Regions from separate parts of the Homo sapiens genome. Here region 2 is linked to region 1. The links are chromatin loops, found by intact Hi-C in ENCODE. Cell type or tissue: heart right ventricle. All regions are shown on one strand. Each heading gives the region's core, and the rest is flanking DNA. Links, peaks and the distances in the headings are about the cores only. Region 1 has its middle 24 kb from the start of GHRHR. Region 2 holds the start of INMT (indolethylamine N-methyltransferase).

Region 1 (15,284 bases), core at 3,915-11,914:
TTCGATTCCAGAAAATTCAGAGGGTTCCAGACCCCTGCCCCTTTCCTTCTTTCTCCCTAAGTGTGAAGCTACCCAGGCCGCCCTCGGGGAGATTTTTCTGGAGGGAAATATCCTGGAGAGTTGGATTTGAAACACCTTAGCAGCCAGAGGGACTTTACCAATAGGTGCCACCCATGCTCCTGGCTAAGGCCTGAGTGGAGTGGCTTGGGGAAGTCACCTGCCCTCTGTGGTCCTCGCCCCGTGAGGGTCCCAGCTCTTGGAGCTATTGACTGATTTTCACGGGTGGCGAGGTAAGTTTGGAAACCACATCACCCTCTTGGAGCCTCACCATTCGAGTCAGCAGAGCAGAGGCTCTGACAAGTTCTTCAATAAGAACTCATTTTATTTAAGCAAGCGTTTACCAAACTTGTTTGTCCACATAACCTTCTTTCGGAAGTGACATGGATTACCATTTCAGACAACTGGATTTCTACAAAACACCCATTGTAAATGCTGGCCTGGGTGTTTTCTCTGAGGGCCCCTTAGCTTTCAGATTGCCCTGTATAAAGCCTCAGGGTGGCTTAGTCTATCAAAACCTCTCCTGAGGGCAGGTGTGAGAGAAGAAGGAGGAAAGTGAGGTTTAGAGTTCCCAGTGATAGTGCTGGTGAGGTAGTGGGGAGAGGGGGCAGGTATGGGGTGTGCCAGAGAGACAGAGAGAAGCAGGGAGAAAGAGAAGGAGAGAGGAAGAGATTGTGACCCTCCCACGCTCTCCCTCCAGGCCCATCACTGATTAATCCCTGTGCTGCCCTGCTGGGGTAGCTTGTACAGGAGCCAGCAGCTTCTCCTGGGGGAGAAGGTCCCCAGGAACGAAGCCTCCATGAATCATTGACTGTCCTTCTATTGTGCTGGAACCAGCTGGGGCTGGTGTCCGTGCCAAGCTCCTGGAGCTGTGGGCAAAGGTGGTGCAGGCTGGGGGTGAGCCCAGGCAGAGCTACGGCCTCATCCAGACGCTTCCAAAATAGGCCAATCCCAGCCCATCTGGATGGGCTCTGCACACCGAGACTCCCTTGCTCCCGAGCCACTGCAGCCAGTGGAAGTAGAGTGAGCACTGGGCTAGGAGTCAGGGCCCAGAGTTCCAGGCTCCCCTCTGCTACTGACTCACCATGGCACCTCGAAGGAGCCCCTTCTCCTTTCTCGGCCTCAGTGTCCCCATGTAGACATGGGGATTGAATTTGAGAGTCCTGAAAGACACTCCCGGCAGTCTACGTGTTGGCCCTGGAGCCTTATTATTGAGACCCCAGCTGATATCCTGCAGCTCTGCCCTAAATCACACCTCACGGGCTCCACGCTTGCTCAGCTTCACTATCAGGGACACACAGAGGGACGGGGGTCTGGGGACCTTTCTCAGAGGCTCCGGCATCCCAGCGACCAGCGTTAGGTGGGGCCACTGTGACGGTCCACTTGTAAAAGGGGTAGGCCTGAACTCACCCGAGGGGACCTGCTGCCCCTGCCGCTGCCTTGCTGTGTGACCCTGGGCAGCCTCTCCTTGTGCTGAGGCCCCCATAACACAGCCCTGAGAGGAAGGCCTGAGGTGGCTGCTGTGTGCTCTCACTGTGGCGGGGCCTCTCTCTGGCCCTGCTGCAGGAGCCAAGAGCCAGTCCTGCCTGCCCGCCTGTGGGAGGAGGAAGCCCGTGCGACCCTCACAGGCCTGGCTCTCATTCCATACACTCTGGGGCTTATCCGGGTGGAAACATCACCCTGGCACCTCAGCCCAACTCGTGGGGAAGCTGCCAGAGAGGCCCCTTTCCCGGGTCCTCCCAGGGGAACCATTTTCAAAGCTGAGAGCTTAGCACTCCCAGGGAGACCGTCTTCAAAGCCCTGCCCACGTGCCCACACCGCCCCTACCCTCTGCTGCTGGATGCTAATCCTTCGGGGACCCCTGCAGGGCAGGTTCTGGGGCTTAATGCATTGAGGAGGGAGTTAGGCTCCTTAGCAGGTGGGGCTGAGGCAGAAGCTTCCTGTTGGCGTGGTTGTCCTGGGACCGCCGTGTCTGCCTGTGGGGATACTCGGGTTCATGATAAGAGAAAGCCAGATGAGAGCTGGAGGTGATGGGGTTTAACCAAAGCCCCGACACCTGCATCATCATAGAGCTGGGAACACTGAGGCCAGAGAGATGGGACCTGCCCCAAGTCACCTCTGGCCTCAGTCGCAGAGATGGGACTGGAGCTCTTTCTGCTGCCCTGAGCTAGCGTTGGCCCTCACCTCTGATTGCCTTTTACTGTGACCATTTCTCATTTCTGCTTTTCTCTGCCCATGGGGGACAGTCCTACACCATCCCTGCCAAGGCCTTTACAGCCCCCCAAATGGTCCTAAGCACAGGCACGATCGCCAGCTCACCTGTCCTTGCTCTGAGCACCGCCATCCCTGCTGGCCTCTCTTCCACTGTGAGTCCCAGGAGACAGTTCCAGGGGCAAAGAAACATTCGCTGAACAAAGAAGAGGAGAAAACAGTGTTCAGGGGGCCCGGGCCTTGTAGGCTGGGCATTCTGGCCAGGCCAGGGGCACTGGTTCCCCAGGTGCCTAGTGGAAGGCCTGTGGTGTAGGAGCAGAGGCCAGAGGAGCTGCTGGGGAGGAGGCTGGCCTGGGGGAGCTGAGCAAACTCATGAGACTCAGAGCTCTGGGTGCCTGTGATTTCAGGATAGAGTCTGGGCTTTGGAGATCAGGGGTCCCTGACTTGGGTCAGAGGGGAGGCTAGAATCCTCAGCGTGGTCAGCGAGGGGGCAAAAGGAGCACCGTTTGCAAAGTCCCTGCCGTGTATTTGGCACCGCGCAGGAACTGCATTTCATGTTTACTGCTTGGCTTGATACTCACAAATGAGCTGAGAGTTAGGGATTACTCATTCATTCATCCAAGAAATATTTATCAAGCTCTTACTATTTGTCAAGCACCATTCTGGGTGCTGGGTATTGAAGAAAACAGACAATGTTTGCATTTTATAGATGAAGAAACTCTAAATCAGAGAGGTTAGGCAAGCACCCAAAGTCACACAGCTGGAAAGGTCTGGGACTAAGTTCTTTGCCTTTGTCTATAATGGTTGGGCAGAAAGGCAGGGCGGTGGAGTAGAGAGGGCCCGATGGCCTTGCTATGTGAGCAAGAGCAAGTCACTTCCCCTCCCTGGACCTGAATTTCCTCAGTAGATTTTGAGGCCTTTGGCCAAGCAGTCTGGAATAGCTCCTGTGGGCAAAAACTGAAATTAAAATTTTACATGGGATAGCTACTGATTTTTGAGCATGTTCTGTGCATCAGATCGTGGAGTGTCTATGGGGAGCCATTGAAGGTTCCTGAGCAGGGGTCGGGGGAGCATCCCTGAACTACTCTTGCCCTTGGGCCCTTCCCAGTTCTCCAGGACCTCTTGTCCTAGGGTTATCAGGGGAAGCAGCTGAAGCTTTGGACAAACAGTAGGGGCAGGCAGGGACACAGGGACATATGGTTTATAAATAAGGGAGCTGGGTGGGGCAGGGATGGATTGGGTGGGAAGGGTGACGGTTGAGCTGCAGGGAGAGGCCAGGAGAAGGCCTCAGGAGACGTACATCTGCTCCTGGTACTCACCACCCCCCATCACCCTGGGGGCAGCCCCCTCCTCTGATCAGAGCTGACTCTAGCATCCCCTGTGTCCAGCCCCAGGCTCAGCATCTCTGAAGGGGGCACCAGGGGCCGGAGCTCTGGTCTAGCCCTCCAGGTCCTCCCAGAGGGTACCAGGGCTGCTTCCTCCATGAAGTCTTCCATGCTGAGTCCAGCTTATCTTGACCACACCAGTACACATCACCAAGCCACCCAGGTTTGTAAACAAAAGCACAGGATCATCAGCCCTCGGTGCTCAGAGAAGAGGGGTCAGAAAAGAGGGAGGTTATTGCGGGGAGAGGAGCCTTGAAGAAAGGGTAGAGGCTGGGCAGTTGGAGGGGAGGGTGAGGGAGGGGAGGAATTTAACCTGGGGAAGGGGAGGGTTGGTGGGGGATTTTCTCTCCATCTCAGGCCCTGCCCCTCTTGCCTGTGATACGGTGGTTACCTCCTTTCCTGCCTCTCCCAGTACACTTTAAATTTTTTATTTGATTAAAATAATAAAACGTTTGTTACTTATACAATAATACATGGAACTTAGTAGAATGGTTTAGACCAAGGGCTCTGGAATCAGGTTGCCTGGGTCAGAATCTGGGGCCAGATATCAGGCGTGTGAACTCCAACAAATCACTGGTGCCTCAGTTTCCTCATCTGGAAAATGACCCACTTCATGAGGTTGGTGTGAAGATTAAATGAGCTAATATACATAAAGTGATTATTAAAGGGCCTGGCCCATAGTAAGCGCTAAATAAGTATGAATTATTGGAGATGTAAATTATAATGTTTAATAACATAATAAACACTCATGATCCCAACACTCAATTCAGGAACTGGAACATTTCCAAAATTTGCATCTAGCTTGTACGTCTCTCCCACTCCCCTAGCATCCCCTAAAGGTGTCTACTATCCTGAATTTTGTGTTTGTCATTCCTTTGCTTAAAAAGAAAACATTTGTATTCATGCCTGTACACCTAATCAATAATTTGTTCCTTGATTTTTGAGCTTTATAAAAATGGGAGCATACTGTAGGTAGCCTCTGGGCTGTCCACTCAATCTTCAGTTTCTGGGAGATGCATCAATGCTGTGCCTGTGGCAGTGGTTCATTGTTTTGGGGAACTCACCACCCTTGATTTCTTCCCGGCCACTGTTTCCCACTCCTGACCACAGGGAGAGCACAAAGCCCACTGTGTCTGCCCCAGCCTCCAGGCCCTCAAACTTCCTCTCCTGCAGCAGTCCAGCTGGCCCCTTCCTCAGCACTCTAGCCCTAGCTGTCTAGCTCTGTCCCTACCCAGACCTGGGGCCACATTTTTAGACACTGCCTCTTCTCCCATCTGTATGTTGCTCTGCAGGGAGTGACTGGCCAGGGGCACCAACCTGGGCCTGAGTCCTTGCTTTGCTTCTAATTGGCTGTGTGACCCTGGGTGGGCCTCCTGCCCTCTCTTGTCCTCAGTCTCCCCACCTGTAAGGAGAGTGGGTGAAGTGGTCCTTTCTCTGGAATGTCTGTGGTGTCCCAGTCCCTCCCTGGCCTGGAGGTGGTGCTTTGCCTCATCTGGAATGCCTGGGGAGTGGGGCCAGGTGGGACAGTGCATGTGTGGGGTGTAGCTGGGGCCTGGGAGGCACCTTTCCCCAGGATGCTCCCACCATGCTCTGGGGGCTCTGCTTCCTCTGTGCCTTGAGTTAGTGTGTAATAACCACTTCAAACCAAAATAGGCACATTGAAATTTTGAACCAAAGCTTCGAGGGGAGTTACAGCATGCAACTTGGGCTGCAGACAGCACCCAAGGCTGGGAACCTAGGGGCCTGAGTCCAAGTCCCAGCTCAGAGAACAATTTCCTGTGAGACCCTGGGTACTTCACTTTCTCCTTTTGCAAAATGAGGCCAATTCTCCATGCTGGGCACATGCGAGGAACAGGTGGGTCTGTGTATCTCACAGGTGTATATATCTCACCTCTCTAGCCCCACTCCCCTCACAGGGCTGGATAGAGAAAGCCTGCTCTAGGAGAAACAGGGCAAAGTCTGCAGTGAAGTTTAAAGTTTATAAAGAAATGAGTTATCCATGCACAAATCAAACCACCGTCTTCGGTTGGAGGAAAACAAAGTGTCACATTGTTCTCACATTGTCTGGCTGAAGGCCAGTGTTTCTTCCACACCCCTGCCTGCCCACACCTCGCCCTCACCCCTCCCCCTAACAGGTGCTACCTCTTTTGCCTGCTTTCCCCCCATTTTTCCCTATTTTTAATGATTTTGATGTGGAAACTTCCAGACATTAAAAAACTCTCATATACACAAATATAGTTTTTTTTAATGGAAAAAATCCTCCACATTCTGCCACTTGCTTTTTCTACTAAAAATCTTTATATTTTAATCAGCTTTATTGAGGAATAATTTACACACAACAAAATTCAGCAAGTTTATGTGTACACTTTGGTGATTTTTAACAAACGTGGACCATAGGGTGACAATCATCATGATCCCTGGATAGGACACTTTTGGACATTCCTAAATGACTGCAGGGGTTGAGTCTGCTGCTGGGAGAAGGAGACAGAGGCATCTGAGGAAGGAGCCACGGCCTGTGGGGGAGTGGGGCTAGGCAGGCCCTTAAGGATGGTGCCTCTGCCCCAGTGGGGGATAAGGGATTCCCTTCCTCAGTTTCATCATTTCTGTTCAGCAGCAAATTCACTTTGGAACTGCAAAGTTGACTTAAAAGTCTTTTTTTCTTTTATTTTTAATTAATTAATTTTTTTTAGAGACGAGGTCCGCTGTGTTGCCCAGGCTGGTCTCGAACTCCTGGCCTCAAGTGATCCTCCCACCTCAGCTTCCTGAGTCTCTGGGATTACAGGCGTGAGCCACTGTGCCTGGCTCTTGACTTAAAAGTCTTAAAAACCTAAAGCATCTAAGTGTCATTATTAAGGGTGTCCCCAGGACTCTCATCCCTGGTCCTTGTCCTGCACCTGACCCTGGCCAGAGCCTAGCCCTGGCAGTCCTGACTGCAGCCCTGTTTAGAGCTGGGTCTCTCAGGGGATCACGTGAGAGCGGCAGATGGCTCCAGGCCGCCAAGCCCCTGCAGCCCTGCAGAGCCACAGCTAAGTGAGGGCTGGGGCTGGCGGCTCCTGTCTGCGGGGATCCGTTCTGAAGTCCCAGGCCCCTGTGTCTCTGCAGGACTGCTGCCTGCGCCTGAAGGAAGGACAGCGTGGGGCGCAGGAGAGGGACTACACCCCAGCCAAAGGAGTCGCTTCCAGGTCCCCCAGCAAGGGAGATTTGGGCCAAATATCCAGAAACTGCTGATCCCCAAGGCCCATCCACCAGCTCCAAGCCCCCGGCCCCAGGTCTGGGCACCCTTCAGCCTGCGCATGCCTGGCGCCATCCTGAGACCGGGAGCTGCTTGTCGCCGTCGGGAAGAGGCGGCAGTTGCGCGTCATCACCACCAGGGGGCACCAGTACAGGTGGGACTAAACCCTGGGAGTTTCACCATCCACCAGACGTGCTCTCTGAGAACTTGTCAGTCCCCGCGGTCAAGGAGTCCATCTGCTAATGGGATAGACAGGCCAGCTTAAAATCTCGGCTGATATCTCTCATATCCGCCAAGATTACATGGAAAAACCATAACATCAGCTACCCCCTATATTAAATTTAAATAATTTTAATTGTGCAAGTAGTGAGGGTACAAATAAATTTTTCTTAACAATTGAAATACTGAAATTAAAGATCATGTTCCATTTGACCATCCCCTACATCCCATCCCTTTCCTCTTTTCCCTATTTTTATAGTTCTAGACATTAAAATATATGCAAATATAGGGTTTTTTAAATTCAAAAAGCACATACATTCTACAACTTGCTTTTTTCTGCTAAAAATCTATAAATGTTAATCAGCTTTATTGAGGAATAAATTTAGGTATTATAAAAATCACCAATTTTATGTGTTCAATTTGATGAATTTTAACAAATGTGTCCAATAGTGTAACCACCATCATGGTCACTGTATAGATTTCTGACATTCCTGAAATATTCTCTCTTAACACTTTCCAGTCAATTCACAACCTCACCTCTGCGCCCTGGCAACCTCTCATCTGCCTTCAGTTGCCACAGTTTTACTTTTTATAGAATTTCATATAGATGGAATCGTCCTGCATGGAGTTTTTGAGTCTGATGTCTTTCACTTAGCTTTTATAATGCTTTTGAGATTCATTTATATAGTTGTGTGTAAGTACTTTGTTCCTTTTTATTACTAAGTAATATTCCACTGTATGCACATACCATAATTTACTTATCCATTCATGAGTGATGAACATTTGGGGGTGTTCCCAGGTTTTGTCCACTATGAATGAAGCTCCTATGAACGTTCTAGTACAAGTCCTTGCGTGAACGTATACTTTTGTTTTTCTTGGGGAAATACTTGGAAGGATTGTTGCGTGGTATAAGTGTATGTTTAGCTTTATGTTCATCTGCTGAATGGTTTTCTACAGAAGCTGTACCATTTTGCATTCCTACCAGCAACGTAAGAGAGTTTTAGTTGCTCCACATCCTTGCCAAGACTTGTGTTGTCAGGTTTTTACTTTAAGCCATTCTAGTAGGTGTGTAGTAGGATCTTATGATGAAATTTATATTTCTCTAATGGCTTATGGTGTTGAATATCTTTAAATGTGCTTATTTTCCATTCACATCTTCTTTGGTTAAGTGTCTATTCAAATCTTGTCCACTCATTTAAAATCAATTATCTCCTTATTATTAAGTTGTAGGAATATTGTATATAGTCTGGGTGTGAGTCCTTTGTAAGACATATATTTTAGAAATATTTTTCCTCTTTCAGTGTTTTGTCTTTTCATCTTCTTAATGTAACTATGTCTCTTTAACTTTTTATTTTGAAATAATTTTAGACTTACAGAACAATTGCAAAGATAGTACAAAAGTTCCATTCATGGCAACGTCTCACATAACCACAGTACAATTATCAAAACTAAGAAATTAACATTAGTATGATATTATACCTAAACCACAGACCTTATTCAGATTCCACTAATGTTCTTTTTCTGTTCCAGGATTTGACCATGTCCTCTTGGTTTCCTCTATCTGTGACAGTCAAGTATTTTGTTCAGTGTCCCTCAACTTGGATTTGTCAGATGTTTTCTCATTATTGCATTGAGGTTGTGGATTTGGGGGAAGAATACCAAATGCCCTTCTGGTTACATCATTTCATGAGGCACATGATAGGAATAGGACACCATCGCTGGTAATGGTAACCTTCATCACTTGGTGTCTGATGGGTTTCTTCACTAAAAAGTTATAAATTTTTTCCCTTTGCATTTGGTTTGAAAGTTTGAGGGAGATACTTTGAGACCAAACAACTATCCTTTCTTTCCTTAAACTTTTGCTTTCCTCAATCCTGTAATGCCAGCACTTCGGGAGGCCAAGGTGGAAAGATTGCTTGAGGCCAGGGGTTTAAGACCAGCATCGGGAACAAAGCAAGCCCTCATCTCAAAAAAAAAAAAAAAAAATTAGACAAGCATAGTGCATAGTGGCATGTGCTTGTAGTCCCAGCTACTCAGGAGGCTGAGGCAGGAGGATGGCTTGAGCCCAGGAGTTAGAAACTGCAGTGAGCTATGATCATGCCACTGCACTCCAGCCTGGGCAACAGAGTGAGATGCAGTCCCCAAAACAAAAACCAAAAACAAACAAAATGAAAGAAACAAACAAATCTTTTGCATTCATTGGTGAGTTTGCCTGCAGCAATTATTACTATGGTGTTCTAATGGCAATTTTCTATGCTTCTCATTCCAGCTACCTTTATTAACTGGAATCCTTCTGCAAGAGTTTTCTCTTCTCCATCATTTATTTATTATGTGTGAACTGATGGCTATTTATTTTACTCCTTGGATTGTAATCCAATCCTATTTGGTTGCTCAGATGGCCAGCCTTGGCTGTTGGGAGCTCCTCTAGGTTTGCTCCTGTGTTCTTCGGCATGCTGCCAGCCTCCCTCCTCTGCCTTCTTTTCTTTCCTTTTTTTTTGAGCATTCTCCATCTTTCTGGAACCATGAGATGCTCCAGGATTATCTTGAATTATTTTTGTCTCAGACCTGGAATCAACTTCGTCAAGCAATCTTAGTTTTTTTAATTGGAGAATGGTAAATATCATTAATACATATCAAGATCTGTGTGCCAGCTTCTATGCAGGTGGCTCTCTCATCAGACAGAGCTAGGAAGTATATGAACGTGTACTAATTCATTTGTATGCAAATTGTCTATCTATTAATTGATCAATCGATCAATCCACCAATTTATTGATCCATCATCTATCTATTAAAGAAAGGCGTAACTTTACACTGACACTTGTGACTGCAATCCAGCACAATGTGTTCATTCTGGCATTTTCCCTTTACTTATTTGTAACTTTAGCTCTCATTAACTACAATCTTTCTTTGGATCTTATTATCTACAGTATATTTACTTATTTGCCCTGTTCTACTGTACAAGTAAAATATTTTTCGACTTGTTACCTCATACTTTTGTGAAAAACAAACTTGACAAATAGAGTACAGTGTTTATAGACCATTCTTTTAATCTTTAATCTCACGGCATCCAGGCGAAGTGCTTAGATCCAATCCTTTCTTTTTCATCTCCAGGGTGATTGTGTCATATGTTTGCAATACAGTCAGTTTCATTGTCACAGTCTGCATTCCACCTTGGGAACCCCTGACGTCCTGTTTTGTTTTGTTTTGTTTTTAACTATTTGCATACAGTAATATTCACTCTTTGAGGTGTACAGGTCTATGGGTTTTGGCAAATGCATGGAATCTTATATCCAAAACCACTTTATATATAGAAGGGTTTGTTAACCCTCCCAATTCCCTCATGCTGTACTTTTGTAGTCAAACCTTTCCCCCACTCCCGACCCTAGGCAATTACTTATCTGCTTTCTGTCTCTACAGTTTTTGTCTTTCCTAGAGTGTCACATAAACTGAATAATATAGTATGTAGCCTTCGGGGTTTGGTTTCTTTCTTTCACCTACCAAAGTGGATTTAAGATTCATTTACATTGTCGCATAAATCAATAGTCTATTACTCTTTATTGATGAGTCATATTATATTGTGTCACTGTTCCACAGTCTGTTTAACCATTCATCTGTTGAAAGAAAGGTGATTTCCAGTTTTTAATAATTATGAATAAAGCTACTGTAAACATCTGTGTAAAGGTAAGCATAAATGTTTGATTCACTTAGGTAAATACCCAGGAGAAGGATTGATAGTAAGTATATATTTAACTTTAAAATAAACTGCTAAAGTGTTTTGTAAATTGGTTGTACTATTTTACATTCTCATTGGAGTTCTCAGAGAGTTCCAGTTGCTTTGCATCTTGGCAAACACTTGGTTTTGTCCATTTTTAAATTTTAGCCATCCTAGTAGGTGTATAGTTTGTGGTTTGTAGCTTGTGGCTTGCATTTGCATTTCCCTAATGAAATATGACGTTGAGCATCTTTTAGATGTTACTTACCATCTGTGCATCTTTCTTTATGAAGTGACTCTTCAATTCTTTTGTTGATTTAAAAAATTGCATTGTCTTTCTTAATGTTGAGTTTTGATGTTCTTTATGTATTCTACATACAAGTTCCTTTTTGGGCATTTAATTTGCAAATATTTTCTCTCAGTCTGTGGCTTGTCTTTTTCTTCTCCTTGCAAAGCAAAAGTTTGTAGAATTTTGTTAAAGTCTAATTTATCAAGATTTTTTCTCACATGGATTGTGGTTTTAGTATTGTATCTAACAAGTCTTTCCCAAGCCCAAGAACATGCAGATTTTTTCCATATTTTCTTCTAGGTCATTTATTATTTTATGTTTAAATTTAGGTCTATGATCCATTTTGAGTTAAGTCTGTAAAAGTTGTGAGGTATGGATTGAAGTTCATTTTTGCTTTTCCAAACAAATGTTCAGTTGTTCCAGCACCGTGTGTGGAAAATACTGTACTTTCTCCACTAAATTGACTTTGCACCTTTATTTAAAAATCAGTTAACTGTATTTGTGTGGGTCTATTTCTGGGCTTTCTATTTTGTTCCATTCATCTATGTGCCTATCCTTTTGCCAATACCACACTCTCATGATCCCTGTAGCTATGTAGTAGGTGTTAAAATTGGATAGTGTGTCCTTAACTTTTTCCCACAATTCCCAGAATTGTGTTATCTATTTTAGTTTCTTTGTTTATCCATTCAAATATTAGAATCAGCTCAATTATATCTATGAAAACAGCTAACTGGGATTATGTTGAATCTATAGATCAAATTGAGGATAATTTGCATCTTAGTAATATTGGATCTTTTAATCCATGAACACAATATAACTCCCTATTTTTTTCAGGTTTTTATTACTTTCACTTATGTTTTATAGTTTTCAGCATATTTTGTTATATTTATCTATAAGTATTTTATTTTATGAAGCTATTGTATGTAGCACTTTTAAAAGTTTGATTTCTGATTGTTAATTGCAAATACATGGAAATATAATTGATTTTGTATGTATACTTGGATCTTGCAACATTGCTAAATCTGCTTATTAGTTCCAGGATGTTTTTCTGTAGATTTATTTGGATTTTCTACATAAATTAGGGTTTCAACCAAAACAGCCAGTTTTATTTTTTCATTGAAATCTGTATACCTCTTATTTCTATTTCCTGGCTTCTAACTTGATGTTGAATAGGAGTAGTGAAAGAGGACATTTTTCTTTTGTTCCCTGTTTTAGGAGGAAAGCATCACTCTTTCATCATTTAACATAATGGCTGTAGGTGTTTTACAGGTGCTCCTTTGTCAGGTAAAGGAAGTTTCTTTTTATTCCTAGTTCACTGAGAGTTTTTGTCATGAACAGTTGTAAAATTTTGTCAAAAGCTTTCTTCTACGTATCTAGAGATAATAATATGGTTTTTCTTCTTTTGTTTGTTAATATAGTGAATTATATTGATTGGACCTTGAATTTTGAGCCAGAAATATATATGTATGTATTTCTGGATTCAAGTTGCGAATACTTTGTTGAAGGTTATTTTGTGTATGTTTTTAAGAGATGTTGGTCTGCAATTTTCTTCTGTTGGAATGCCTGGTTTTAGTATCAGAGCAATGCTGACTTCATTGGCTGACTAGGGAAAGCACCCCTTCCTCGTTTTTTCTGGGAGAGATTGTAAAAAAAATGGATATTATTTCTTCTTTAAATGTTTGCAAAAATTCACCAGTGAAAGCTTCTAATGTTGAAGTTTACTTATTTGAAAGATTTTTTAAAAGACAAATTAGATTTCTTAATTATGCATGTCTATTCAGATTATAATTTTTTTCTTGAGTTTTATTAAAGTCTTTCACATAATTAGTCTATTTCATGTAAGTTGTTGAATTAATGACGTACAATTGTTCATAATATTCCTTTATTATTCTTTCAACATTCATAGGATTTATAGTGATAACATTTTTTTCCTTCCTGAAATTGGTAACCTGTCTTTCTTTTCCCCTGAGGAGTTTTTCCAGATATTTATTAACTTCAATGATCTTTCTAAAAAAGCAGGCTTGGTTTCATTTGCTTTCTTTGTTGTTTTTCTTTTTCCTATTTCATTGATTTATGCTATCTTTATTATATCCTTTCTTATGCTTATTTTGTACATAAGTTGGCCTTTTCTGTTATTTTTGTGGTGGGACATTAGGTCATTGGTTTCGATATTTCTTCCTTTTAAATGTAAGCATTTGGTGCTACAAATTTCCCTCTAAGCACTGCTTTAGCTGCACCCCATAGATTTTAATGCATTATATTTTTCTTATCAATCAGTTCAAAATATCTACTAATGTCCCTTGTGATTTCTTCTCCAACCAATATAGTATTTAGAGTATACAGTTCAACTTCCAGATATTTGGGGATTTTCTAGACACCTTTTTATTAGTGATATCTGGTGTAATTCTATTATGGTCAGAGAAATACTTTGTATGATTTCAATTCTTATCAATTGATTGAGACTTGTTTTGTAGCCCAGAATATGCTCTATCATGGTTAATATTCTGTGTGTACTTGAGAAGAATGTGTATTCTCTTGTACAAAATACTAGATAAAAGTTTTATTAGATAAAATATTTATGAAAGTTTTTCTATATGTCTCAATTTGTTCAAATTGGTTGTGTTGTTCAAATTATCTATATCCTTTCTTACTTTTTAAAATGAACTGTTATATTTAAAATGAACTCTTAGTTTTAGAATAGTTTTAGATTTACGGAAAAATTGCAAAGGTAGTACAGAAAGTTGCCATCTACTTCACACCCAGTTTCCCCTATTTTTAACATCTTATAATAGTGTGATACCTTTGTTGCAACTAATGAACAAATGTTGATACATTATTATTAACTGAAGTCTATACTTTATTCAGATTTCTTTAGTTTTTAATGTAATATCCTTTTTCTGTTTCAGGATTCCATCTAGGGCAGTACATTATATTTACTCTTCGTATTTCCTCAGTCTCCTTTGGGCTATGACAGTTTTTCAGATTTTCCTTGTTATCGATGACCTTGACAGTTTTAGGGAATATTGGTAGTATTTTGTACAATGCTCTTCTAATGATGTGGTGGGATGAATGTTTGTCATTCCCCCCAGATTCATATGTTTCTGAAATCCTAACCCTCAATGTGATGATATTAGGGGGTGGGGCCTTTGGGAGATGATTAGGCCATGAGAGTGGAGCTCTCATGAACAAGATTAATGTCCTTATAAAAGAGACCCCAGAGAGCTAACTTGTCCTTTCCACCAAGAAGATGGCTGTCTATGAACCAAAAAGAGGGCACCCACCAGACACCGAATCTGCTGACACCTTGATCTTGGACTTCCCAGCCTCCAGAGAAATAAATGTTTATTGTTAAAACCCCCCAGCCTATGGTATTTTTGTTTTGAAAGCTTGAGCAGACTAAGACAAATGGGATTTGTCTGATGTTTTCCTCATACTTAGACTGGATTTGTGGGAGAAAGACCACAGAGGTAAAGTGCAGTTGTTATCATACCATATCAAGAGCATATACTATCAGTGTAGTTTATCGTAGTTAATATTAACCTTAATCAGTTGGCTGATACAGTGTTTGTAAATTTTCTCCAGTGTAAAGTTTTTTCCTCCTTCCCATTTGTGCTCTTTGGAAGGAAGTTGGTAAGGGAAGCCTATGCTTAAGGCATGGAGAGTTATGCTCCACTTTTTGAGGCTGGGGTAGCTACATAAATTATTTGGAAGTCTGCATAGGCCATTAGTCTATTCTTCCCTTTTATCTATTTATCTAATTGTTTATTCATATAAGTTTGGATTCATGGATATATATTTGATACTCTGGGTTATAATATAATATTATTTAATTAATTTTGTTGCTCATATTGTTTCAGCTTTGGCCACTGGGAGCTCTTTCTGTTGGCTCCTGTGTCCCTCTGATATAATCCATTATTGTGGAACTTTTGAGTGCTTCCTTACTTCCTGTAACTATAAGAAGTTCCAGATTCATCCTGTATATTTCCTGCCCCAGAGTTAAATTTGGTCATTTTTTAAAGGATTCCTGATTCCTTTTATTGTAGAATGATATTACGCACCAAGATCTGGGCATTAGATATGCTCATTGCTACTGGGGCGTCATTGCTTCTATGGTCTTATATTTGCTTTATTAATTACCCAGGAGTACTGAAACCTCAGACTATAATTTTGGATTTGTCT
Region 2 (15,284 bases), core at 3,020-11,019, 190 kb before region 1:
ATCCTTCTTGTGGCTGTGGCCAAAAACCTTGGAGTTGCCCTTGACTCTTCTCTCTCTCTTACATCCAAACCATCAGCAAATCCTGTTGGCTCCGCCTGCAGAGTGATTCCAAACTCCAGCCACCTCCAGCCCCTGCAGGCCTCCTGCTGTTGGCTCTTCCCTGGAGGATGCCAGCACCTGCTGCTGCTCTGCCCAATGCTGCCCTCGCCTCCCAAGGCCTAGCATGATGAACAGTTCTTTAAGAAATGTAGAGGCTATCATGCCATTCTCTTCTCCAGTGCCTGGGAGATCCACGGCACCATCCTCCCTCCTTACCGTGGCCCTCAAGGCCCCACAGGATGTGGTCTCCGCCTCCCTGACACCTAACTCTCCTCCTCACTCCACCCCTCGCACAGCACCCTTTTCACTGTCCTCGACACACGGGCGGCTCCCCGCCACCACTGGGCCTTTGCCCTTGCTGCTCATGCTGCCTGACACTCCCTTTCCTCGGGTCTTTATGCCTTTTCTCCCTTCCTTCGCTGGGACACCACTTGGAGTGCTCCTCGGAGAGGCCCTTTCCCACCATCCCACCACCCACAGTGCCCCACCTCGCTCTGGCAACTCCTACAGTTTGCAGTGCACACCCTGCCCAACTGTGCATGGCGGCCCTAAATCATCTGAGCTGTAGTTCTTGCTATTACTACTGACTGGCTGTTTGACCTTACCTGGGCTGGCCTCCTCTCTCCCTGCTCTCTTACCTGAGCCTCAGTCTCCCCTTGTGTGCACTGAAGGACTTGGTGATAGTCTCTACTGGCTCACCCCATTCTGATACCCGAGGGCAGGGATTTGTAAACTAAGCTATGTGGTTTGCCTTTGGATATCCATGAACTCTGTCAGTTTTGTGTAGAAAATTTGTGTGTGTTTGTGTGTGTGTGTGTATCAGAACTTTCATCAGATTTTCAGAGGGATTCAAGAGCCCAGAAAGGCTACAAAGCCTGGCTTTATGGACTGTCTGCAGGGGAGGCTGGCAGAGACAGAGAGACAGCCGGCAGTGTGTTCATTATGTCTGTTCTCTAATTTTCCCTCAGCATGAGCCTGTGAGCCCCAAGCTTCTCCCATTTTATAGGTGAAGAAACTGAGGCCCACTGGCAGAGACTCATGCCCAGCTCCTTGGCCTCCACGGCCCGTGCTCAGACCCCATTGAGCTGCCACCTGGCAGAGGCCCTCATGGGTTCATAGAGCTTGACTGGGCTGACTTTGCAGCATCTTTGGTGAGCAGTGGCCAGAGGATGGGGCCGCTTGCCTCCAACCTGCAGGTCTTGCTGTCAGCTGTAACCCTGTACTGCCCCCAAAGTGGAGACCAGCCATTCACCTGAAGAGAAGCTTTGAAAGAGGGTTTCCAGGTTAGATTTCAGGATTTCATTTTTGGTCACAGTGCTGAGTCGAAGGCGTAGTAGGTCAGTAAGTAGTCCCGGGGGTGGAGCTCTTTCTCACAGTCTTTTCCTCCTGTATACAGGTTGCCCTCCAACTGGCTGAGGACCCCTCGGTGCCTTCCCACTCTTCAGTCATGGTAGGTACACCCCTGCCCTTCCAGCCTTTCCCACCAGGAGTTTCACAGCCTCCTGGAACCAGCGCCTGCCTCTCAGGGAGGTGCTCAGATTCCTCACAGATGAAGCCAGAGACACAGTGTGAGCTTTTCTGGCTGGAGTTTATCTGCTTGATACATTACCAAAATCATAAGAACGCAACAGGATCACCAGGGCCAGGTCTCACGGGTTCCTGCTTCGACATGGTGTTTTGAGTGTAGGGGCTGCTGGAGGCAGGGAGGGAGAGACTTACACAGAGGGACACAGACACAGAATGAGAGAGACAGACAGGCAAAGAGACAAACGGAGACAAAGACAGAGGCAAAGAGAGATCAAGGGTCTGCAATATTTCAAGGATGTTTCACTCTTGGAGTTTGGTGGGAAAACAAGAATCAGAGTGGAAAGGCCCCTTGGGGGAGGAAACAGGATCTAAAGATGGCTAAGATTTCACTGATGAAGGTCAGTGAGCTTGCTCTTGAAAACAGGCTTGTCCTGGCTGGGCATGGTGGCTCATGCCTGCAATCCCAGCACTTTTGGAGGCTGAGGTGGGAGAACTGCTTGAGCCCAGGAGTTTGAGACCAGGAGACCAGCCTGGGCAACACAGCAAGACCACACGTCTCTCTAAAAAAGAATAAATAAATAAATAAATAAGCAGCTTGTCCTTAACTTGATTCACTATTCTCTGCTGCCTTTAATTCTGTTTACTTTATTTACTTGCTTAATTAATCTCTTTTTTTGACTAGTGCAGAAGTAAACTTAGCCAGGGTCCATATGTTTGGACAAACCATTTATAAAGTGTTGCCATTCATGAACAGAACATGTGATAAAATTGCAAAGAATTTACTACACACCACACACAAACCCACCCACCCACACGCGTGCATGTGCACACATGCATGCCCACAGACACACAAATGAGTACAAGTAAAACTCAAGAAACCTGAATAAGATCAGTAGATTGTATCAATGTCAATATCCTGGTTGTGATAGTGTACTATTATTCTGATGTTATACTAGATGTTACCACTGGGGGAACCTGGGTAGGGGGTGCACTGGATCTCTCTGTATTATTTCTTACAGCTGCATACGAATCTAGAATTATCTTGAAATAAAAAGTTTTATTAAAAGAGTGTTGCCGGCCAGGCGCGGTGGCTCACGCCTGTAATCCCAGCACTTTGGGAGGCCGAGGCGGGCGGATCACGAGGTCAGGAGATCGAGACCATCCTGGCTAAAACGGTGAAACCCCGTCTCTACTAAAAATACAAAAAATTAGCCGGGCGTAGTGGCGGGCGCCTGTAGTCCCAGCTACTTGGGAGGCTGAGGCAGGAGAATGGTGTGAACCCGGGAGGCGGAGCTTGCAGTGAGCCGAGATTGCGCCACTGCACTCCAGCCTGGGCGACAGAGCGAGACTCCGTCTCAAAAAAAAAAAAAAAAAAAAAAGAGTGTTGCCAAAGCTCTTTCCAAAATTCACCTTATAGTGATTTCAGGCAGCAGACTGTCATGTCTTTTGCAAATGGGCAAGTCTGGGGCCTCAGCTGGTGATGAGCTGCCCCTCTGCAGATGCTGTAAGAGCAGATGAAGGGAGACACCTTGGAAGGTCCCTAGCACTCACAGAGTACCTACTGTGTGCTGGGCATCACCTTGTCATCTTCACAACAATCTGCAAAGTACATGCTGATGCGCCCCCTTAGAGATGAGGAAGCTGAAGGTGACGTGCCTTACCCAGCAAAGGATGGAATTCAGATTCCAATTCAAGGCTCTATGCCCAAAGCCAAAATAAAGACGAACTCCAAGCCTCATCCTCACATTGCCCTCCTGTCTTCATATCTTCATAGAACTGCTTAAATGTTAGCATGCCTGGGAGTCACCTGGGGACTGGGTTATAATGCAGGCTCTAGTTCTGAGGTTCTGCATGTCTAATAAGCTCCAAGACACTACTGAGGCCACCACACTTTGAGCACTAAGGCCCCATCCCACCACCCAGAATCAAAGATGGTCAATTTTTTTTTTTTTTTGAGGCAGGATCTCACTCTGTCACTCAGGCTGGAGTACAATGGCACGACAACAGCTCACTGCAGCCTCGACCTCCTAGGCTCAAGTGATCCTCCCACCTCAGCCTCCCAAGTAGCTGCGACTACAAGCATGCACCACCACACCTGGCTAATTTTTTTTTATTTTTTGTAAAGGTGGGGTCTCCCTATGTTGCCCAGGCTGGTCTTGAACTCCTGGACTCAAGTGATCCTCCCACCTTGAGATCCCAAATTGCTAGGTGAGCCACCACGACTGGCCTTATTTTTTATTTCTTCAGGTTTTGAGTTCACAAGAAAACATTTCAACAGAGTGTAGATTTTAATCCATTTTTAAATCATAATTCTTATCATTTTATTGTGTTAAATGTAAATTTTCCTCTTTTCTAAAATTAACAGAGCTCATACTCTGTGGAATTTCAGTTCAGTGAGAAAAGTGTCAATTACATAATAAATGGTGATGGCATAACTACCTATCTGATTGGAAGAAAATAAAATTAGATGTCTACCCAGTTTATTAAAAATGAATTTCAAGCCTGGGCAACATAGCGAGATCCTGCTTCTGCAAAAAAAATTAAAAATTAGCTGAATGGGATGGCGTGTGCCTACAGTCCCAGCTACTCAGAAGGCTGAGGTAGGAGGATTGCTTGTACCCAGGAGTTCAAGGCTGCAGTGAGCTATGATCCCACCACTGCACCCCAGCTTGGGAAACCAAGTAAGATCCTGTCTCAAAAAAAAAATTCATATTGAAATCCAATTAACGTGAATTCTAGGTGGGTTAAAATGATTGGTGACATTGAGGGTCTTATATTTGTCCCAGCATTTCTCATGTCAGAATTGGCCTCTGCCGCTGCACTCTTGCATCTGAAAAGTCTTTGCAGGGCTGTGATCTCCTCACTGTGTGTACCTATCTGGATCGCTTTGTTCTCCTAGCCCTGGGCCAAACTCACTTCTCCATGTCACCAGGAAGGCTCAGGAATGTCAGTTTTGGGGGCTGTTCAAGTAAGGTTGACTTAATTGCTCTCCAGTGCTTGGCAGGTAAGAGACTTGCAGGTTTTCCTTGCTGTAAATAATGTTGTAATTAATACCCCTGTACATTTGCTTTTTCTGTATTTGGATTATTTTTCTGTATTTCTGCATTCTGTATTTTTCTGTATTTTGGATTCCCATACGTAGGATTCCTGGGTCAGAGTTCTAAAAACTTTTAGTATAAATAATTTAGGCAAATAATCACCAAATTTTTTTCCAAAAGGAAAATAGTGCTTTTTCTTTTTAATTTTTTAGGAAAAATTTTTAATTTTTCTCTAACAAAATATGAGATAATGTAATATAATGTAAAATAATAAATGTGGTTTTTTTTTTTCTCTTCAGGCTTTCTTCAATCTAGGTTTAGAAAATCCTCTCTTACCCAGAAGTTTGATAACAATTTGACCATGATAGCTTCTGTGGTTGATTTTTGGAAAGACATTTTAGCCTTTATTTTGGTGTTTTGTGTGAGACGAGGGTCTGAGTAGCTGCTTGCAACTCACCAGAGAAAACAATCTCATTTACACTGGCAAGTTCCCTCTTTGGACTCATTTCTTCACCCCACAGAGCCAGGCAGGAAGAGAAGTAGCAAGGTATCAGGGAGCGTGGAATGCTGAGATGGTAGTTTCCCTAATCTTGAAAAGGAGCTTGATCCTTTTCTTATCTGTCTGACTTTTCAAGTGGTCTTAGTTTCTTGATAGGCAGTTTGAAATTTGCCCCTTTGCTTACTATTGCAACAGAAGTCCTCTTGAATGGAAATTTCCTTGCTCTATTTTAAAAAAATATCACTGTATAGAAAGGTGCCTAAGATGAGGTGCACATTCTTAAAAGGGCCTGAAGCTTAGCCCTGTCATGAACAAAGTTGTCACATTGATGAAGGCAAACCTAAGGATAGTGGTTCTCAACCGGGGACAATTTTGCCTCCCAGGGGACATTTGACAATGTCTGGGGACATTTTTGGTTGTTGTAACTTCGGAGTGTACTGGCATCTAGGGGGTAGATGCCAGAGATGCTGCTAAAAATCCTATGACACAGTTCCGCACCCCCACCCAACAAGGAATTACCTGGCCTGAAGAGCAAATAGTACTGAGGTTGAGAAACTCATTCTTAGAATATATCCGTAAGAGGCTTCACTTTGAGAAGATTGCCATAGTGCTGTTAGGACCCTTGGTTAGGCCAGAGTCACGAGGCATGTAGGGATGGAGAAGGCCTGAGTGGTGGAGAAGCAGGTGGAAGCCAGAGGGTAGAGACTCTGAATGCCAAAGGGGAGTTTGGATTCATTCCTCTGGCAGCAGGAGGCACTGGAGGCCTTGCGTTAGGAGGGGCATCCTCTATCCATCCAAGGACATCCAGTTGCAGCATGATGTGTAGTTCTGGGAAGGATGGTCTCTTCCCGCCCTGTACAGACCCCCTAGATGCTCACGTCCTGCTGCAGGGGCTCTGGGTAATCCCTGGATAGTACATGCATGTCCACGGTTCAACTCCTTAAGTGTTAATGCTGGGCGTCTTCCATGTGCCTCTCCATTCTGCTTTCCATCCTCTCCAGGCTACTGCAAGTGCCAGGAAGCTGACATGTGGACTGTAGTCACCACTCCCTTCCCTCTAAATTTGGCAGGATATTGGAGGAAGGTAGGAGAAGGAGGTCTGGGTATTTATTCTTTAGCTACTCTATTAGTCCGTTTTCATACTGCTAATAAGGACATAACCAAAACTGGGTAATTTATGCAGGAAAAAGGTTTCATGGACTCACTGTTCCACATGGCTGGGGAGACCTCACAATCATGGCTGAAGGCAAGGAGGAGCAAGTCATGTCTTACATGGATGTCAGCAGGCAAAAAGAGAGCTTGTGCAGGGAAAGTCCCCCTTATAAAATGATCAGATTTCAAGAGACTTATTCAGTATCATGAGAACAGCATGGGAAAGACCTGCCCCAATGGTTCAATTACTTCCCACCGGGTCCCTCCCACAACATGTGGGAATTGTGGGAGCTACAATTCAAGATAAGATTTGGGTGAAGACACAGCCAAATCATATCAGCTCTTTTGCTATTGGCTGCTGCAGGAGGCCCTCTCTGCACAGCTCTGTCTCAGTCTCACTGGGATGATGGCTCCTCCATGCTGCTAGCCCTCAGGTTCTGTGATGGTGCTTTCTATGAGTCAACTTGGCTAGGTCATGGTGCCCAAATAGGTGGTCAGTCATGATCCTGGCTGTTTGTGTAAGGGTGTTTTTGGATGAAATTCACATTTAAACTTTGAGTAAAGAAGATCGCCCTCCATAATGTGGGCGGGACTCATCCAATCAGCTGATGGCCCAAGTAGAACAAAAGACTGGCCTTCCCCGAGCAAGAGGGAATTCTGGCAGCAGCTGGTCTTTGGACTTGGACTGCAACATTGGCTTTTCCTGGTCCCACCCTTCAGAGTTTGGACTTACTGGCCTCCACAATTATACAAGCCAATTACTTAAAATAGATCTGATTCTCTCAGTGTACACAAGCTGGGTTCTCTTTCTCTGAAGAACCCTGACTAATAGAGGTACCATATGTCTTCCTTCCACCCTGCCCACAACTTAGTTAGCACCGTGCCTTTATTGCACACTCCTCCAATCATGTAATGCGAGCCCTGCAGTTTCCTGCCTGCTCTGTATGCCTTTTGCAGGCCAGCACGACAGCCGCAGGCCTCCCTGGAGGCTGCCCAGGCACCCGCCCCTTGGAAGCCAGGCCCTGACGACCGCTGGGTGTTCCTGCGTCTGTGGCATCACCCATCTGTTGGGCCCTGTGGATTCAGAATTGTTTGTTTACTTAAAGCCAGAACAAGGCATTCCTGTCCTTCCCACTTTCAGGGCAAGAGGCCTGAACCTCCAGTGTAGCGGATTCATTTCTGTCCGGTTTGTGGCCAAGTCAGAGCCATTTCCTAGTGCCAAAAACAGAGACTGAGCTTTTTTCTGTCTGTGGGAGATTTTACAACCCAGTCCCATTTCAAAGAGAAGACTGAGGCCAGGAGTGTCTTACCCGGAGTAGCCAGGTGAGTCAGTGGCCAGGAAGCCAGGACCCCTCTGACAGTTTATGCTTTATGACCGGGCGCCCTTGTTCTCATTCATGGAGATTGACGACAATTTCTGCTCTTCTCCCAGTGACCTGCACAGTGATGCCAAGTCAGCCATTCTGCTCTGCCTCCTGGGGTCTGAACTGTGTTCTCCAGCAGGGATGGGGGATGCATGAAGCTGCACCCACTGCCTGGCCTAGAGAGAGCCACTGGGCCCCAGTGACCACCAGGCGACAAGATGGGGATCTCACTGTGCACTCAGGTCACAACACCTGTGACTTAGAGGAGTGACTTTGGTCCTTACAGTCAGTGAAGTGGGCACGCAGGTGGGGAAACATAGGTCTGACACCTACTTGGAGGCCACAGAGCAGCATGTGGCTGCCAGGGCTGAGAGTTGCACCCAGGGCTGGGCACCATCAATTGCCTTTGACGGACATGGGTTGGTCCCTAGAGGCAGCAGGGCCAGGGCGGCTGCAGCCCCAGCTGTCATAGCTCTGGGGTTGGGGAAACCTCAGGTGTGTCAGTGTGGCTGGGAGGTGGTGAGACATGCACTGCCTTCTGCATCCCCCTAGAAGGAGAAGCTCAAGGAAAGGCATACTTGGGAGGAGCCATGGGATGAGGCTGGAATGCTGGGGGTGGAGCCTGGAGAGCTTGGAGCCCTCATAAGACCTGATAGCAAGGAGGGGGCACATTTCAGGGACACCATGAAGGGTGGCTTCACTGGGGGTGATGAGTACCAGAAGCACTTCCTGCCCAGGGACTACTTGGCTACTTACTACAGCTTCGATGGCAGCCCCTCACCCGAGGCCGAGATGCTGAAGTTTAACTTGGAATGTCTCCACAAGACCTTCGGCCCTGGTGAGCAGAGGGTGGCCCTTCCCCTTGAGCCTCTCTCCAAGGAACCTGGATGGGGATGGGGAGACGGTGTCCTGGGGGCAGTCTGGTCTCCTCTAGGGGTTTTTGGGGATGGGCTGGGGGAGCTTCTGGGGCCCTGCCCCCTCTCTTTGGGCAGCTGTTATGCTGGAGGTTGAGTCTGTCTCCCCATGGCTCAGGAGCTCTGTGCCAGCTGAAGAGCACAGCCCCGTGCAGTTCCCACACTGCTCTCCATTAGCCCCTAGGTCTTTGGGGTGGAGCAGAAAAGGCTCTCCAGGTCATCATCAAGTTCAGTCCTGACCTTGCACAGCCAGGCCTCTGGGGCCCCCAGAAGGCCAAGGGCAAACAGCAGGGTTGCAGTGGGACGGGATCGCCTGTGCCCGGAGTGTGCAGCCTAGATGTGTCTGTGATGAGGACCTGGAAAAGCCCTGCCCTGGGACAAGGATTGCTAGGTGGGGTCTCAACCCTGAGCAAGGGGCTCAGACCCCAAGGACCTCAACTGAGCCATCTGCACGATGGATGGTGACTTCTGCCTGTCTCCCGATGATCACTGCCCTCCCCATGGTGACCCCATGATTTGATTGTGTCTTCTAAACTCAAGCAGCCGTGTCCTCACTTTAGGCACTTGACTGGGGAACAGTAAGGGTGAGTCTCCTGGTGGTCTGTGGGATAAGAGGGGGTTAAAAGGCTGCTGAGCCTGGAGGAGCAGGCCGGTGTGGGAGGCAGAAATCAGAGAACAGCCGGACTGGGTGTGACCAAGCTTGGAAGGCCAAGTGATGGCCCCACGCCAGGGCTCCAGACAGAATGTTGGAAGTCATGCTTCATTCCAGCTTCCAGGTGACCCTGGATTCACTCCTGGGGCCATCTTCCCAGATCATCTCCTTAGCCCCGGCTTCCTATTCCTGTATGCTTTCACCCCTCCCTCCTCCAAGGAACAAGAAACCCATCCAGGAAGGGCTGGACTTCCAGGGGAGGCTTCCAGCTCCCAGTCAGCCTGAAACTTAAAGGGCCACTGACCCCAGCATGTCCTCTCTGAACTCTCCAGCCCGAATCTTCCCCAGAGCAGGGCTTGGGCCTCTGTTCTCTGTCCCAGAAATATTATACTCTTGGCTTATGTTCTTGACTGAAAGGTATTGGGCTAATTGTTTAACCTTTTACAGACTCAGTTTTCTAATCTGCAAAATGAAAATAGTGATAGCAGTCACTACACAGGGTAGTTTTGAGGTGTAAATGGAAATTAACACATATAAAATATTTGGCATGAGGCTTGGCTTACAGGGAGCTGCCAATCCGTGATAACCACCAAGCACGTTTGCCCCTTGGGTAAGACCAGGGTGTGTGTCCTCATCCCTGTGTCTGCCTTGGGTCTCGTTTCTTTTACCCATCCATTACCAGTCTTTCCCTCCCACAGGAGGCCTCCAAGGGGACACGCTGATTGACATTGGCTCAGGTCCTACCATCTACCAAGTTCTTGCTGCCTGTGATTCCTTCCAAGACATCACTCTCTCCGACTTTACCGACCGCAACCGGGAGGAGCTGGAAAAGTGGCTGAAGAAGGAGCCGGGGGCCTATGACTGGACCCCAGCGGTGAAATTCGCCTGTGAGCTGGAAGGAAACAGGTAGGGGTGCAGAGGTTGGGGAGGGGGTTCCCAGTCAACCTTCTTTCTCAGAAGTCTCCCTGGCCTCTTTGTTGTCTCTGACATTTTCAGGACAGTAGGACCTTCAGGTATAGGACCAGATGTCCTGTGGTGGGGATAGAGTAGATGGAATCCCAAGTTTCAGGATTACAGCAGTTTTAGGGGCAAGACTCTGATCACAGGACTATGTTGAGGTGTGATATAGTCAAGTATGAACACTGAAAACCAGATGATTTTCATCTCTTCCTTCTTCTCTTCCTTCCTTACCCTCATCTATATATCTACCTCTCTATCTTCTATGTATCTAACTATCCGTGCATATCCATCCATCCGTCCACCCACCGGTTCATCCATTCATCCATCCATCCATCCATCCATCCATATTCATGCATCCACCCACCCATCCATATCCATCCATCCATCCAGCCAGCCAACTAGCCGTTCACCTATCCATCCATCTATCCATCCGTCCATTCATCCATCCATCAATATTCATCCATCCACCCACCCATCCATTCATCCATCCATATCCATCCATCCATCCATCCATCCACCCATTCATATCCATCCATCCATCCACATACATCCGCCCAGCCATCCATCTATCCATCCATCCACCCATCCATCCATATCCATCTATACATCCATCAATCCATCCACCCATCCATCCATATCCATCTATCCATCCATCCATCCATCCATCCATCCATCCATCCATCCATGTCCATCCACATTCATCCACCCACCCACCCATCCATCCATCTTTCCTTCTTCCCTCTATTGTCTGTACCTGTGTGACTGACTATATAATGTATAATGACGTGAACTCACCACCCAACCTGAGTACTCGAATATAATAAAGACTTACCTGTGCTTCTCTGTGACTCCTTGCCTCTGCCTTTCCCAACCTCGGGTAATCACTAATATGGATTTTATGCTTATCATTCCCTTTTTCAAAAAATTTTTTTCTTGCATACTTATGTATATCTAAACAATCTATAATTTAGTTTTAGTCGCCTTTGAGCTTTATAGCAGAGTAATTTGCTCTGTGTCATTTGCGATTTGCTTTTCATCACTCAAAATTATATTTTTAAGATAGCTATATTCATACATTATCTGTAGTAAATTCATTAATTCATTCATCCATCCATCCAATAATGTTTGTTAACTGCCCTCTCTGTGCTTGGGGTGGCTTTGTCCATCCTGGGGATTAAGGGAAGGGGGCTCACATGGAATCAGAGAGAGAAAGTTTCCTATAATTGTTCTAGCCATTCTCCCTAACCATTTTTCTTTGGGAGAAACTGAGGCTCAGATTGAAGAAGAGCCTGCTGTCAGGTCACACAGGGACTCAGGGACAGCAATCCTTTGGGGATCCAGAGATCATCTCCATCTGCTGGTCACAGTGGACTGAGAGTTCCCTTCAGAACCTCAAAGGGCCTCCCCGACTCCCTCTCTCTCTCTGCAGCGGCCGATGGGAGGAGAAGGAGGAGAAGCTGCGGGCAGCGGTGAAGCGGGTGCTCAAGTGCGATGTCCACCTGGGCAACCCGCTGGCCCCGGCTGTGTTGCCTCTCGCCGACTGTGTGCTCACCCTGCTGGCCATGGAGTGTGCCTGCTGTAGCCTTGATGCCTACCGCGCTGCCCTGTGCAACCTTGCCTCACTGCTCAAGCCGGGTGGCCACCTGGTGACCACTGTCACGCTTCGGCTCCCGTCCTACATGGTGGGGAAGCGTGAATTTTCCTGCGTGGCCCTGGAGAAAGAGGAGGTGGAGCAGGCTGTCCTGGATGCTGGCTTTGACATTGAACAGCTCCTACACAGTCCCCAGAGCTACTCTGTCACCAATGCTGCCAACAATGGGGTCTGCTTCATTGTGGCTCGCAAGAAGCCTGGGCCCTGAGCCAGGAGGGCCAGCCAGAGGTCTGGTCAGGCTGTGAGGCCTTGGCCATCTGTATGCTAGAGAGGGGTGAGGAATGGATACTGTCTAACAGTCTCTGATTTCAACACTAACATTCCATCTTCTGAAATTCTGAGATTCTAACATCCTTGTTTTAGAATTCTAAGTTTCCAACATTCCTCATTCTAGGATCCTAGGAGTGGAATTTTCCATTTTCTAATATACTAAGCCTTACAGCTATCTTAGATGCGATCTGACTCCTGTGTGACTGTGGAGCACCCAGGGACGTGGTTTTAGAGTCTACCTAATATGTTAAGGACAAGGAAACCTCTGAGTCTACCTAATATGTTAAGGACAAGGAAACCTCTGGACAGTGGTATATTGGGGAATTTTTTTTTTTTTTTTGAGACGGAGTCTGGCTCTGTCACCCAGGCTAGAGTGCAATGGCACGATCTCGGCTCACTGCAAGCTCTGCGTCCTGGGTTGACGCCATTCTCCTGCCTCAGCCTCCCGAGTAGCTGGGACTACAGGAGCTCGCCACCACACCCAGCTAATTTTTTTTTTTTTTTTTTTATTTGAGACGGAGTTTCGCTCTGTCGCCCAGGCTGGAGTGCAGTGGCGCGATCTCGACTCACTGCAAGCTCCGCCTCCCGGGTTCACGCCATTCTCCTGCCTCAGCCTCCCGTGTAGCTGGGACTACAGGCACGCGCCACCATGCCCGGCTAATTTTTGTATTTTTAGTAGAGATGGGGTTTCACCGTGTTAGCCAGGATGGTCTCGATCTCCTGACCTGGTGATCCACCCACCTTGGCCTCCCAAAGTGCTGGGATTACAGGCGTGAGCCACCGCACCCAGCCAGGGGGAATGTTCTATAACCAGCTCTGTAAAGGAAAAGCACTGATGTGTGGTAGTCACCAATTTCTGTGGTGTAAATACTCCCACCATGGTTGATTTCAAGCCACCAGTGGTTTAATAACCAGCTCATAAATCTCCTAAATATTTTACAGTTGACTCTCATGAGCTGATTGGAGTCAGCTGGAACATACCACTGCCTCTAGACTAAGGTCAGCAGATTTAGCAAATACAGACTGCCCCAGTTCATTGAATTTTAGATAAATGAAATAAATCTATAAGGTTAAGTATGTCCCCAGAACTGCATGGAACATGCTTAATCTAAACAATGATTTGTTGTTCACCTGAAATTCAAATTTAGCTGGGTGTCCTGTATTTCATCTGGCAACCCTACTTCAGACCCAGGTGTAAGGTACATGGATGTGCTTTGGTCAAGGAATAGGCCAAGGCAGAGATCCATGCCTGCATGACTCAGTGGGTTTGGTGCACAGGCACACACCTCCACTTGTTATATAACCTGTTTGTGTAAGTTCATACTTGGTCTGAGCCACTGTTGTCTGTAAAAGGTAATTGTCCTGCTAATGCTGTACAGGGGCTCTTGGGGTTCGGCTCAGCTCAACATGGCTTGACATGGTGGGCACACTGGCGCCCAGTAAGAGAGAGAGAGAGCCAAAGCTGTCCGTTTTGCAGATGGACAGGAAGGAGCCAGGACACAGCTCAGCTTGCTCACGCCCAGAGAGAGAAAAAGTTAAGCTGCTGACCCTGAAGGCAAGGGAGAGCAGGCTGCACAGCTGTGTGTGGAAGCCACGGGCTCAAGCAGCCAAGGCAGGGCGGACAGTGTGAGAGAGCTAGTGTAAGCTGTTGATGAGAGCTGTTGCTGAATAAAACCATATTCACCTGCCTATGGGCCCTGAGTGTTCTTTCTGTCCATCTACCCACTCCCCTCAGACTTTAGCACGGGCTGGACCTGGACCCCAGGACCTGACACCAAGTGAGAAGAGGAGCAGCCCAGGGATCAAGGGTATTCCTCGTACATAAGGTGCCTTTGTGCAAATTAGGAAGAGGTGCTCCTGCAGATGGACACATTGCAGAAAGGAGTGTTCAGGGCTGATTAATTGAGAAAAGCTGTTCCATCTCCCTGTGGAAGCGCTATGAGAACAAGGTGCCTCTTCTGGGCAGACCAATTAGAGAAAGATGTCCCTTCCTTAAGGCTGATTGGGTCACACTACTGAGCACCTGTCAGCCTCCCTTTTTCCCTCAGCCCCAATCTGTGCCTTTGTGTGGGTACACCCTGGGCACAGCAACCTTGATAAGAGCCAGGAGACCTGGAATCTACTCTCAGCCCTGCCACTAATTGTTTCACTTCTCTGGGCCTCGTATTCCTATCCATGAGATTTAATCTAATAATCTACAGGAACATCCTAAGAACAGCAGGAAGTCATTGATGTGGAAGTGCTTTTTTTTTTGAGGCAGAGTCTCACTCCGTCGCCCAGGCTGGAGTGCAGTGGCGTTATCTCGGCTCACTGCAAGCTCCGCCTCCCGGGTTCAGGCCATTCTCCTGCCTCAACCTCCCCAGTAGCTGGGACTACAGGTGCCCGTCACCACGCCCGGCTAATTTTTTGTATTTTTAGTAGAGACGGGGTTTCACCGTGTTAGCCAGGATGGTGAAAGTGCTTTTTTTAAGGTGTAGTTTCACTCTTGTTGCCCAAGCTGGCGTGCAATGGTGCGATCTCAGCTCACTGCAAGCTCCGCCTCCTGGGTTCAAGTGATTCTCCTGCCTCAGCCTCCTGAGTAGCTGGGATTACAGGCATGCACCACCATGCCCAGCAAATTTTTGTGCTTTAAAAAGTAAAAGGTTTTGCACAAATTGACCCATTGATGTTATTCCCCCAGAGGGTCAGGGCTGAGATGGTCTTTCAAAATTACCCAGTCTAATCTCCGGGTTTTTTGTTTGTTTGTTTTGAGACAGAGTCACACTCTATCGCCCAGGCTGGAGTGCAGTGGTGCAATCTCAGCTCACTGCAACCTCAGCTTCCCACGTTCAAGCGATTATCTTGCTGCAGCCTCCCAAGTCGCTGGGACTACAGGCGTGCACCACCACACTCAGCTAATTTTTTTATTTTCAGTATAGACAGGGTTTCACCATGTTGGCCACACTGGTCTTGAACCTCTGACCTCAAGTGATCCTCCCTCTTCGGCCTCCCAAGGTGCTGGGATTACAGGCGTGAGCCACCATGCCCAGCCAAATCTCCATTTTTTTTGTAGTCAGGGACGATAGGTCCCAAGAGGGAAAGCGACTTGTCCAGAGACACACAGCAAGCTGGTGACAGAGCTGGAGTAAGAACTCAGGCGTTCTGACTCCTCGTTCACC

Evidence for each region. Hi-C counts contacts between places; a loop is a spot of excess contacts. Peaks named below come from ENCODE experiments on the same cell type or tissue, not always from the same donor. Only the 100,000 strongest peaks of a DNase experiment are listed, where the experiment ranks them.
Region 2: a loop joins it to region 1, with 3 times the contacts of the local background. A loop is called at or near these places in 4 of 110 quality-filtered maps.

The regions. Positions count from the first base shown.
Region 1 is chr7:30,931,914-30,947,197 of GRCh38, forward strand. No RefSeq gene overlaps it. Among named protein-coding and RNA genes, the nearest start is that of GHRHR, 24 kb to the right of the region's middle. RefSeq lists an enhancer at 6,989-7,138. In heart right ventricle, for the core only: CTCF peaks have their summits at 7,022 (motif pointing right) and 7,235; DNase peaks (open chromatin) are centred at 4,832 and 7,008; H3K4me3 peaks cover 417 bases.
Region 2 is chr7:30,743,788-30,759,071 of GRCh38, forward strand. It overlaps INMT (indolethylamine N-methyltransferase), which reads left to right and starts at 8,348. Exons shown (of 3, transcript NM_006774.5): 1 at 8,348-8,517; 2 at 9,944-10,151; 3 at 11,635-13,815. The coding sequence starts at 8,364. The coding sequence ends at 12,064. INMT-MINDY4 (INMT-MINDY4 readthrough (NMD candidate)) reads left to right here and starts at 8,348. Exons shown (of 20, transcript NR_037598.1): 1 at 8,348-8,517; 2 at 9,947-10,151. It overlaps LOC105375220 (a long non-coding RNA gene), which reads left to right. Exons shown (of 3, transcript XR_001745154.2): 3 at 1,496-2,111. In heart right ventricle, for the core only: no CTCF peak of the experiment used is centred there; DNase peaks (open chromatin) are centred at 6,974, 7,324, 8,294 and 9,424; H3K4me3 peaks cover 4,023 bases; H3K27ac peaks cover 5,331 bases.